Regions from separate parts of the Homo sapiens genome. Here region 2 is linked to region 1. Evidence: chromatin contacts called from ENCODE Hi-C or POLR2A ChIA-PET data. All regions are on one chromosome and are shown on one strand. Each heading gives the region's core, a stretch centred on a gene start or an enhancer-like site at or near the end of the contact. The rest is flanking DNA. Distances are from core to core; before and after follow the strand shown. Region 1 overlaps LOC105372548 (a long non-coding RNA gene). Region 2 overlaps SNX5 (sorting nexin 5).

Region 1 (5,150 bases), core at 1,694-4,193:
GCTTCCCCCTCAGATGCCTGCAGGGGGAAAGAAGCGGAGGCAGGGGGAAAGAAGCGGAGGCAGGGGGTTGTCCTGGCTCACTCTGAGCCCGCCTGGCCTGGGTAGCAGGAACAGGAACTCCATAGTGGGGACGAGGTTAGAGAGGAGGTGCTAGCCGGCTGCAGCCCCTCACAGGCAGGGCAGCCAGTTACATCTGAATTACAGATAAACCAGAAATACTTGTAGTTTAAGCATGGCCCAAGGACTAGGGCAGTGGCAGTGGGGGTAAAGAAGGGGAGAGGTTTAAGATTGTATTTGAAGGAACTGAAATCAGGATCTTGAAGAGATGATATCTGCGCACCCAGGTTCATTGCGGTGTTACTCACAAATGGCCAAGATCTGGAAACAACCTAAATGTCCGTCAGTGGAAAAATGGATAAAGAAATTGTAGTATACACCTATGAGGGAATATTATTCGACATTTAAAAAGAAGGAAATCCAGGGCCAGGGTGGTTGGTCACACCTGTAATCCCAGCACTTTGGGAGGCCAAGGCAGGAGAATCAATCACTTGAAACCAGAAGTTTGAGACCAGCCTGGGCAACAAAGCAAGATCCTGTCTCTACAAAAAATTTAAAAATTAGCCGGGTATCATGGCGCATGCCTGTAGTTTGAACTGCTCAAGAGGATGAGGCAGGAGGATCACTTGAGCCCAGGAGCTGGAGGCTGCCCTGAGCTATGACAGCACTGTTGCATTCCAGCCTGGGCAACAGAGCGAGACCCGGTATCTAAAAAAGAGAAAGAAAGAAGAAAGGAGGGAAGGAAGGAAGGGAGAGAGGGATCAATCCTGCCATTTGTGACAACATGGATGGACCTGGAGGACATGATGAGATCCTGAAGTAACTCAGACAGAGAAAATCAAATACTGCTCTTTCTCTCTTATACATGGAACGGAAAACAGCCAAACTCATAGAAGCAGAAAGTAGAATGATGATTGCCAGGGACTGGGAAGAGGGGGAAACAGAGTGATGTTGGTCAAAGGGTACAATGTCTCAGTTACGCAGGATGAATACATTCTGGAGATCTACTGTACAACTAGGGCCTGTGATTAACAATACTGTACTGTACACTTACACATTTGCTAACAGAGTAGATCTCATGTTTAGTCCTCTTACCACATAAGGAAATGAAAAAGAAACAGAGGAGACGGAAGGACACTTAGAGTGATGGATAAGTTTATGGCCTTGATGAATGTTTTCGCAGGTGTGTACATATCTCCATCCATCAAGTTGTATACATTAAATATCTACAGGCTGGGCGTGGTGGCTCATGCCTGTAATCCCAGCACTTTGGGAGGCCATGGCGGGTGGATCACTTGAGGTCAGGAGTTTGAGACCACCTGGGCAACATGGTAAAACCCCATCTCTACTAAAAATGCAAAAATTAGCCAGGCATGGTGGCTCATGCCTGTAATCCCAGCTACTCGGGAGGCTGAGGTATGAGAATCATTTGAACCTGGGAGGTGGAGGTTGCAGCAAGCCGAGATCACACCACTGCACTCCAGCCTGGGAGACAGAGCAAAGTTCCGTCTCAAAACAAACAAAAAAAAAACCTACAGCTTTTTGTGTGTCAATCATACCTCCACACTATGGTTTAAAAAAAGCATGTGATTTGGAGATGGATGCTCTGTGGATTGGTAATAAGTTAGATGTAGGAGACAAGGACATGGGAGAAATCAAGAACAACCCCCAGGCTTCAGGCTTGAGCTACCTCTGGGTTCATGGGACCACTTACTGGGGATGGGAGGGCAGGGCAGGATCAGACTAGAGAGGGGAACCAAGGCTTCTGTTTCTGGTGCTGTTAAATTTGGGAGGATTATTTGAGCCTGAAGTGGAGATTATGGTTATCCAAGCCTGGAGATTCCGGAATTAAGGGAAGGTCTGGCTGTGGCGTTACCAGCACCTGGGTGGAATTTAAAGCCATGGTTCTGGATGCAACCTTGTAGGAAGTGAGAGTTCAGAGAGCAGAGACAACTGTCCAGAGCTAGACCTTGAAGACTCCTCAACGCTGAAGGTCACCGAGAGGAGGGACAGCCAAGGAAACTGAGTCGCAGCAGCCGTGGAGGCAGGCGGGTGAGCACAGAGGGCAACAGAGGGGAGGTTTCTCTGAGCAGCGGGGGTGGCCGCGTTGGATGTTACTAGGAGGACTGATAAGATGGGAAGGGGCAGCCAAAGCCAGCCTGCAGTGAATTGAAGGGGGAACATGAGGAGAGGAAGCCGAGGCAGCCAACGTACCCACCACCGTCAGGAAGCCCTGCAGTGCTGGCTGGGGCAGGGGGCAGATTGAGTAGAGGCCACCGGAGGGCCAGTAAGATTGGGCAGGTCTTCATCGGTGACCTTTGGATGGGTTCCCTGCCTGGAAACATAGAGACAAATCCTGACTGCCCTTGAATTGGCAGTGGGACCTCAGGCAAATTGAGTTGAGTGAGAGATAGTATATAAGGGTGTTTTAATGTGTGCTGAGTGATACAGAGTGGGAGGGATGAACACCCCATGGTAGGTACATGCACACAGGGGGACCCCGCTCAGCAACAGCAGGGGACAAGCTACTGAAACCCACAGCAACGAGGACAGATTTCAGAATCGCTACAGGGAGGGAAAGAAGCCAGAATTCAGAAGGGCACCTGCAGTACAAATCATTTCTAAGAAGTTTTAGAACAGGAAACACTCATCTATAATGAAATAAAAACCTGAACAGGGGTTGCCGCAGGGGGCAGTGTGGGGGTGGCCTGACTGGCAAGGGACACGAAGGAACCTTCTGAGGGGACGGGAACATCCTTCCCTTGGGAGGAGTCTGATTTAACAGATGTCTGCATTTGTCACAATCCAGCAAATGGTGCACTTAAGATTGGAACATTTCACTCTATGTAAATTTTACCTAAAATGAACTATAAAGGCATTCCTGAATGCTACTTAATGATATACATGTGGAGACCTTTGGGAGTGAAGTGTACTGAGGTTTGTGGCTCCCCTTGAAAGGTGGAAAACAATAAGATGAAGTAATGGGTAGATGCAGAGCTGTGTGATGAAGAGATACAGTAAAATGCCATCTAGGGGGTACATATGTGGGTGTTCACTGGAAAATGCATTCAACTTTTCTGTGTGTTTGAAAATCTTTATAATAAAATGTTGAGGGGAAATTTAAAAAAAAGGATGTGAAACTACTTTTCTTTTCTTTTTTTTTTTTTTTTTTTGAGACAGAGTTTCGCTCTTTGTTGCCCAGGCTGGAGTGCAGTGGTGTGATCTCGGCTCACTAAAACCTCCGCCTCCTGGGTTCAAGAGATTCTCCTGTCTCAGCTTCCCAAGTAGCTGGGATTACAGGCACCCACCACCACACCCGGCTAATTTTTGTATTTTTAGTAGAGACAGGGTTTCACCATGTTGGCCAGGCTGGTCTTGAACTCCTGACGTCAGGTGATCTGTCCACCTCGGCCTCCCAAAGTGCTGGGTTTACAGGTGTGAGCCGCTGCGCCTGGCCAAGAAGACTTTTCATCCAATGCAAAGATACTTGTTGGGCACCTGCCATTATGTCAGGTGCTGCAAGGCAGGGGACGCAGTGCTGATGGAGATGTCCAAAGCTATGGCACGAGGCATCATCCAAGTGACAGGCAACTGAGCCAGCTCCTCAGAGCAGAGCGCTGTCGTTGTCCCTTCTCAGAGAGGACACCCAGGGCCAGAGGCAAAGGAGGAAAGCACAAGTGGGTCTGCTAGGAACTAATTTAAAGAAGCAAGTCAGCTGGGCTCGGTGGCTCACACCTATACTCCCAGCGCTTTGGGAGGCCAAGGCAGGAGGATCACGAGCCCAGGCATTCAAGGCCAGCCTGAGCAGCATGGCAAGACCCTATCTCTACAAACAAAAATTAAAAAAAAAAAAAAAAAAAAGAACAAGTCTCTGGGGCCTGTGCAAAGGGCAGCAGGGTGACTGGGTCCCCGGAGATTTGGGTTGGGATATTCAACACGTGCCTCGGAGAATGAAAATACAGTCAGGTTTGGGAACAACCACTTCAACCCCAGGGGTTGAAATATGCCCCCATCTAACTGCCCACTGCTCGGGGCTTCTGAACGTTTCAGCCCCTCCGTTATAAACAAGGGAACAGGAAACCCAGGATTGCCCTCCCCACCAAAGGTGTATCTGTAGGAATGTTCACCATAGCCTTGTTTTTTGTTTGTTTGTTTTTTTGAGACAGAGTCTCTCTCTGTCACCCAGGCTGGAGTGCAGTGGCACAATCTCGGCTCACTAAAACCTCTGTCTCTCAGGTTCAAGCGATTCTCCAGCCTCAGCCTCCTGAGTAGCTGGGATTACAGGTGCCTGCCACGACACTTGACTAATTTTTGTATTTTTAGTAGAGATGGGGTTTTGCCATCTTGGCCAGGCTGGTCTCGAACTCCTGACCTCAGGTGATATGCCTGTCTCAGCCTCTCACAGTGCTAGGATTACAGGCATGAGCCACCGCGCCCAGACCCCATGGCCTTGTTTTTAAGAGTGAACATGTGGCAGCCGCTGCCACATGCAGCTACAGGGGACTGGGTCAGTCATTTATGATGGTTTAAAGTGCAATGGAACTCCATGCAACTGTCAGAATTAGTGAAATAAATCTATAGGTCCTGGACCTTGAACTGCCCAAAACTTAATATATTGTTAAATATATATACACACACAGACATATAATATGTACATTATGATCCCATTTACATAAAACTATATGTAGGTAAATGTGTGTAGATACATATATATAGGTGTGAATATAAATATATATAAATACACACGCACACACAGAGCACCATAATAAAGTTCACCAAAATGCTAATAACAGTGATCTCTTCATAATGGAATTTGAATCATTTTTTCTTCACTTTCTTCTTGGTATTTTTCTACATTGTTTAAAATTTCACAATAAGTGTATATAATTTTAATGAAGCAATTATTTTTAAAAAAAATAATTGTGCAGGAGGTTTCAGAGTAAGTTGATGTCCACAAAGTGCTTAAGAGACTGTCACTTTGGCCGGGCGCAGTGGCTCACGTCTGTAATCCCAGCACTTTGGGAGGACAAGGCCGGAGGATCACCTGAGGTCAGGAGTTTGAGACCAGCCTGGCCAACATGGTGAAACCCCAT
Region 2 (4,934 bases), core at 1,043-3,542, 60 kb after region 1:
AGGCGTTTCCAATGTTTTTCTCGAGACTGCAGGCTTGGGATTTCCTGTCTTCTGAGGCATTCGCTGAGCAGGCCAAGATCAGCTTCATAGGAAGGCAGGAATGGGGCTTCCTACATTGCTGTCTGCAGGCTCTCTCTGGCTCCTTTCCTCTCCTCCCCTTAGGGTCTTTTTTGTGTATTCTTTCTCCTACTTCTGACACTTTTTCTGCCCCCAGATAAATGTCCAGCCACCTGCCTCCCAACAGGACTGAATCACGGGATCATGATACAATCAACAAATCCAAGGAGCTGAGAGGCCCCGGGAGCTGCAGCTGCATCCAGCTGGAATCTTGAAGGCTGGCTCTAGCTACGGGTTTCCACCCTCATGCGAAGTGTGCCAACTGCTTCGCAGAAACCTCCTAACTTCAGCAGGGCAGAGCAATGGGAAGCTATGTCAAGAATTGCTATGGGTATCCGGCCTGATTTAGGGGTAACTGATACACAGCCTAACACCGCACAGCACCGTTCTTATTAACTGTTCCTTGACTTTGCCCTGTCTTAGGTTGACCGTCCAGAGCATGGGTCATCCCCTCCCTGTCTTTTTGCAATGTAGAGAGGATGGGGTAAACAACAAACACATGACCTCCATTCCCTCTCCAAACCCCATCAGAACAACTGGAAAGGATCTGCAATGTAACAGTTAAAAAGTAAGGCCGTTCATAAACAGTTCCTGAAACCCAAGCAGCTGGCCAGTCTCCTGCTCCATTTCCTTGCAGCAAGTTTCAGTGGAAACTCTATACCCCAAACCCCCAAATCCCTACCCTTTGACTGATGCGAAAAATCCCCCCAAACAGGCCTTTGTTCCTTTAGCTGAGGACACACCAAATGTATTAATGAACGTGGATAAGAGCTGGAAGGCAACTATCAGAAGTGGCTGTGGACTAGGATTACAGGCTGTTATTTTCCTGGCCTGAATATTACAGGTCCCACAACTTAAGAAGCTTTAAAGGAGGTTTGTAAAGCATGTATTAAAAAATAAGGCAGGCCCAGTTGGGCAGTGGCTCATGCCTGTAATCCCGTTTTGGGAGGCTGAGATGGGAGGACTGTTTGAGGCCAGGAGTTCAAGACCACCCAGGGCAATATAACAAGACCCGTCTCTACAAAGATTTTTTTAAAAAAATTACTCAGGCATGGTGGCGTGTGCCTGTAATCCCAGTTACTTGGGAGGCTGAGGTGGGAGGATGGCTTCAGCCCAGGAGCTGGAGGCTGTCATGAGCCATGACCGCACCACTGCACTCCAGCCTGGGCAACAGTGAGACCCTGTCTCAGAAACAACCAACCAACCAAAAAAAAGAAAGGCTCAATTAAAAATTAAAATCCTCCCAAACAGCTACCTAAACCATTCACAACTTCTAGCTAATGAAGACTTTGGTTGGGTGGGGTGGTTGCTGAAGGCAGGGAAGAGGCTGGGAGGCTCAGGGCCTCTGTGCTTGTCTGCAGGGGGCCCTCACCTCTTCCTCATGGGAAGCAGGCCGTGGAAGGACAAAGATGCAAAAGAGCTGTTTTGGGGCCTCAGGAAAACTCCTCCATGGATCTCCACGGAGAGAGAGAACCAACAGCAGAAAACCTCCAGAATCCAACCCCAATGCTGGCATCCTGAATCGTTTTTTGTAAACAATTCCTATTCGGATAGGAAAAAAATCTAGAAACATTTAATAACTTATTCTTGAGATGTGGTATTTTACTGTTATTTTGTTTTACAAGATGTGGGGACTTCATTAAATCCCTACATGTATTAAAGTTAGAAATAAACATTAAAACCAAAAAAGTCAATGGTTTTGAATGGTGACAAACCAAACCTCCAATAAGAAATCACTGTGGGCAGCTCACCCACGCAAGGGGCACCTTGTGTATGTGCGAGGAGTGGATGGGGAAGGGCGTCCCCTGGACCTTGCAGACCCAGCTGTGTCTAAAGGACATAACTGATCACTGCCCAAATGTTGTCCACCACCCCCAACTTCCTTCCAGACACATCACATGGCCTGGCTGTGAACCCCCATCAACATCACAACTGTTTTGACACCAGGCTCAGATGGGGAGTTCTCGAACAGCATGGCCTCAGCAATGGAGGTTGTGTCTTGGGTAACCAGAAACCTGAAGCCCGCAGGAATCCTGGAGGGGACTGCTGGTCTGGGAAAACACCATTCAGAACTACTTAACTCTCAAGTAGCCTGACATTTCTCTTCCTGCTACCTTAGCTATAAGCTGATAATCTGAGCAGCTCTGCGGGGATACCAGGCTCCTGCTCAGCTGTGGGTGGGCAGGTGGCTGTGCTGGGTCGCCCCTGCCGCCTACAGGCAGAAAGCGGATGGTGCAAGGTTTCCTTCCAAACGGAAATCGCCCTTCACAGAGCTGAGCCTGGGAATTACCACAAAGAAACCTCACAAAGAAAAGGTGCGCAAGGCAAATGTTCAGAAAACAGACCCCTAAACCCTGAGATGGCACAAGTGAATGTGTTGGGTGGTGAACTGGCCAAATGCTTGTGCTCTGTCACCACAAACGACCCCAGTGGTCTGACATGACCTCAACGGCTTCACAGACCAGGGGTGTGCTTTCCTTCCTCGTGACAATCTCCTAATTTTGCTTTTCAGAGTGGGGGAGGGCGGGGAGAGGGGAGGTGGATGGCAGTTGTCCCTGTTGTCTAGTCTGGAGTACAGTGGTGTGATTTTAACTTACTACAGCCTTGAACTCCTGGGCACAAGCAGTCCTCCCACCACCTCAGCCCTCCAGGTGTATGCCACCACTGTAGGTTAGCATTTTTTGTAGACACGGTTGCGCTGTTTCTCAGGCTGGATCCTAGCTTTTAATGAAATCGTATGACATGTGAACTGTGCAGTTTTGCGTGTGCCACGAGGCAACTTTCTCAGCCGTGCCTTGGGCAAGTCACAGCCTTTTTGGCCTGGATGCCTTAAGGCAGCCCATCTGAAACCACTTCCCATTCCCATTTCTAGAAACCTTCAAGGGTTCCCTATGAATTGTGCACCCACATGGGTTTTCCTGGAGGATCACTAGTTCTCAGAACCATACAAGCACACAGCAAAAGCCTCTCCACACATCACCCTGAAGTGACCCAAATTCCCATTTCTCAATGTGGGACCTATGCTCTCCTGCACTCCAGCAAGATAGCTGTGGATTCCCACCTGATGCTGTTCCTCCTGCTGCCAAGTGCCTGCCTGCCTTTCCAGGTCTCAGCACACCACACAGGTCGCAGTCAGCATCTAAACCCATCCCCCCACCCCAGACCACTATGAATGCACCCTCACATACAGGTAAAGGTAGCAACTCACTAGGTGACTGACAGAAGGGGAAAGGTGACTACATCCCTGACCCAGAGTGCCTCAAATTTCCTAAGTGACTGTCAGGTGCAATTTAATGAAAAGCCTTGGAACAAATACAGCAGGTAAAACATCTACAATCATACCATCCATGAAGGCTGTATTAGAGATTGCTGGCATAAAACTAATTTGAGGGGCCTCTGAAGTGCTGACTCCAGCTCACAGATCAGTCAGCTGAGAGAGGCAGCCTAGATCACTTGGTGAGCAGCAGACCCAGCACTCAAGATTCATGCCTCTGCTGTCCATTTGACAAGGTTTAGTCTCAAGAAAATGCACCAAGGCCCCGAGGCCAACAGCCAGAGCTCCACCAATCAGGGCTGATCACACTGGTGCTCAAGCACTGCGGCCCAGGAACCTGACTGCAGGAGTGCTGGCTCTACACTAACAGAATGCTGGGCGTGTGTGGGTGGCTGCTGTGGACATTATGGGGGAGATGGGTAGGAAGGACAGATTTGGTTAGGAGCCCAGACTGAAGTTACAACTGCCAAGTTTAAATTCACTCATTTTGTGCACCGTTTCCCAAGTATGTACTGTGAAGGTAGAAGGCACTGTGGCCGCCTGTAAATAGCTGGGGAGGCAAGACACGAAGACCAGATAAATGTTAAGAAACATGCTCCCTGTATGTATTGAAATCAGTTCTGCAACCCTCATACCAGTTGGCTGTAACAGATGCTAAATGTGGTGGGTAAAATGTTTTTAGTCTCATGGTCTTACCATGAATTACTTATTAGAAAGGTAAAGGAGATTACCACCCTAAGTGCTCAGTCATCAACAAAGGAATAGACACACAACTCCTGAAGACATGTCATTGGCACCAGGGAGTGGTTTCGTGGAAGACAATTTTTCCATGGACAAGGTGGGGTGTGGAAAGGGATGGCTTCCAGATGAAACCATTCCACATCAGATCATCAGGCATTTGATTCTCCTAAGGAGCGCACAACCTAGACCTGTTGCATGCCCAGTTCACAATACTGGGTTTGCACTCCTATGAGAATCTAATGCTGCTGCTAATCTGACAGGAGGCGAACCTCAGGCGGCAATGCTGGCTCACCTCTTCCTAACAAGCCATGGACCTGAGACTGGGGACCACTGCCCTATGGTAAAGGCCCTGGCCAAAATGCAAACCTCCATCAGGTCAGGAGCAAACAGACAAACCCACATTTAGAGACCATCTAAAAAAGGCCTGGAGTACTTAAGAATGTCAAGACTAGGACAAATTTCCCCTGACCGCCCCCAGGACTCTGGGCAGAACCTGAAAACCCTGTAACCACAGCCAAACCCTAGCACCACCTGCACTCCTGGGACACACTCTGGTTGTAGTTTCCACGAAAACAGGCCGTACATTAGTAGCACGATTATTTTATTATATGCTTTATAAAAAAACAAACACCCAAAGACATACAACACACCGCCCTCACCCCCCAGCGGCCATTAGGGAGGGGGCTTATACTTTTCCTAATGTAGATCTGGCCATCTTATAAAGCAGACCACATTATTTGTTTCCATATATACCTGTAGATATTTCTCTCCCCTCAAATATTTATATCTCGACTAAAAAAAG

What was found. Hi-C counts contacts between places; a loop is a spot of excess contacts on that map. ChIA-PET counts read pairs that join two places held with the same protein, here RNA polymerase II (POLR2A). Pooled maps may share reads with other maps.
Region 2: a pooled map shows a loop between it and region 1 (3-fold over the local background). The contact joins two enhancer-like sites. A Hi-C loop is called at or near these places in 1 of 168 maps with a recorded cell type or tissue (HepG2) and 3 of 50 pooled maps. POLR2A ChIA-PET finds 5 or more read pairs at or near these places in 4 of 52 experiments (AG04450, H1, HepG2 and 1 more).

What each region holds. Positions count from the first base shown.
Region 1 is chr20:17,876,273-17,881,422 of GRCh38, forward strand. LOC105372548 (a long non-coding RNA gene) reads left to right here. Exons shown (of 4, transcript XR_937297.3): 3 at 1,983-2,109. Among named protein-coding and RNA genes, the nearest start is that of SNORD17, 84 kb to the right of the region's middle. RefSeq lists an enhancer at 1-483. Within about 2 kb of position 2,944, at least 4 of the 41 ENCODE cell types and tissues checked have a DNase peak (open chromatin) inside an H3K27ac peak, as active enhancers do.
Region 2 is chr20:17,936,884-17,941,817 of GRCh38, forward strand. SNX5 (sorting nexin 5) reads right to left here. Exons shown (of 13, transcript NM_014426.4): 13 at 4,717-4,934. Among named protein-coding and RNA genes, the nearest start is that of SNORD17, 24 kb to the right of the region's middle. RefSeq lists enhancers at 1,829-2,422, 2,055-2,184, 3,425-3,514, 3,545-3,634, 3,610-4,201. Within about 2 kb of position 2,293, at least 11 of the 41 ENCODE cell types and tissues checked have a DNase peak (open chromatin) inside an H3K27ac peak, as active enhancers do.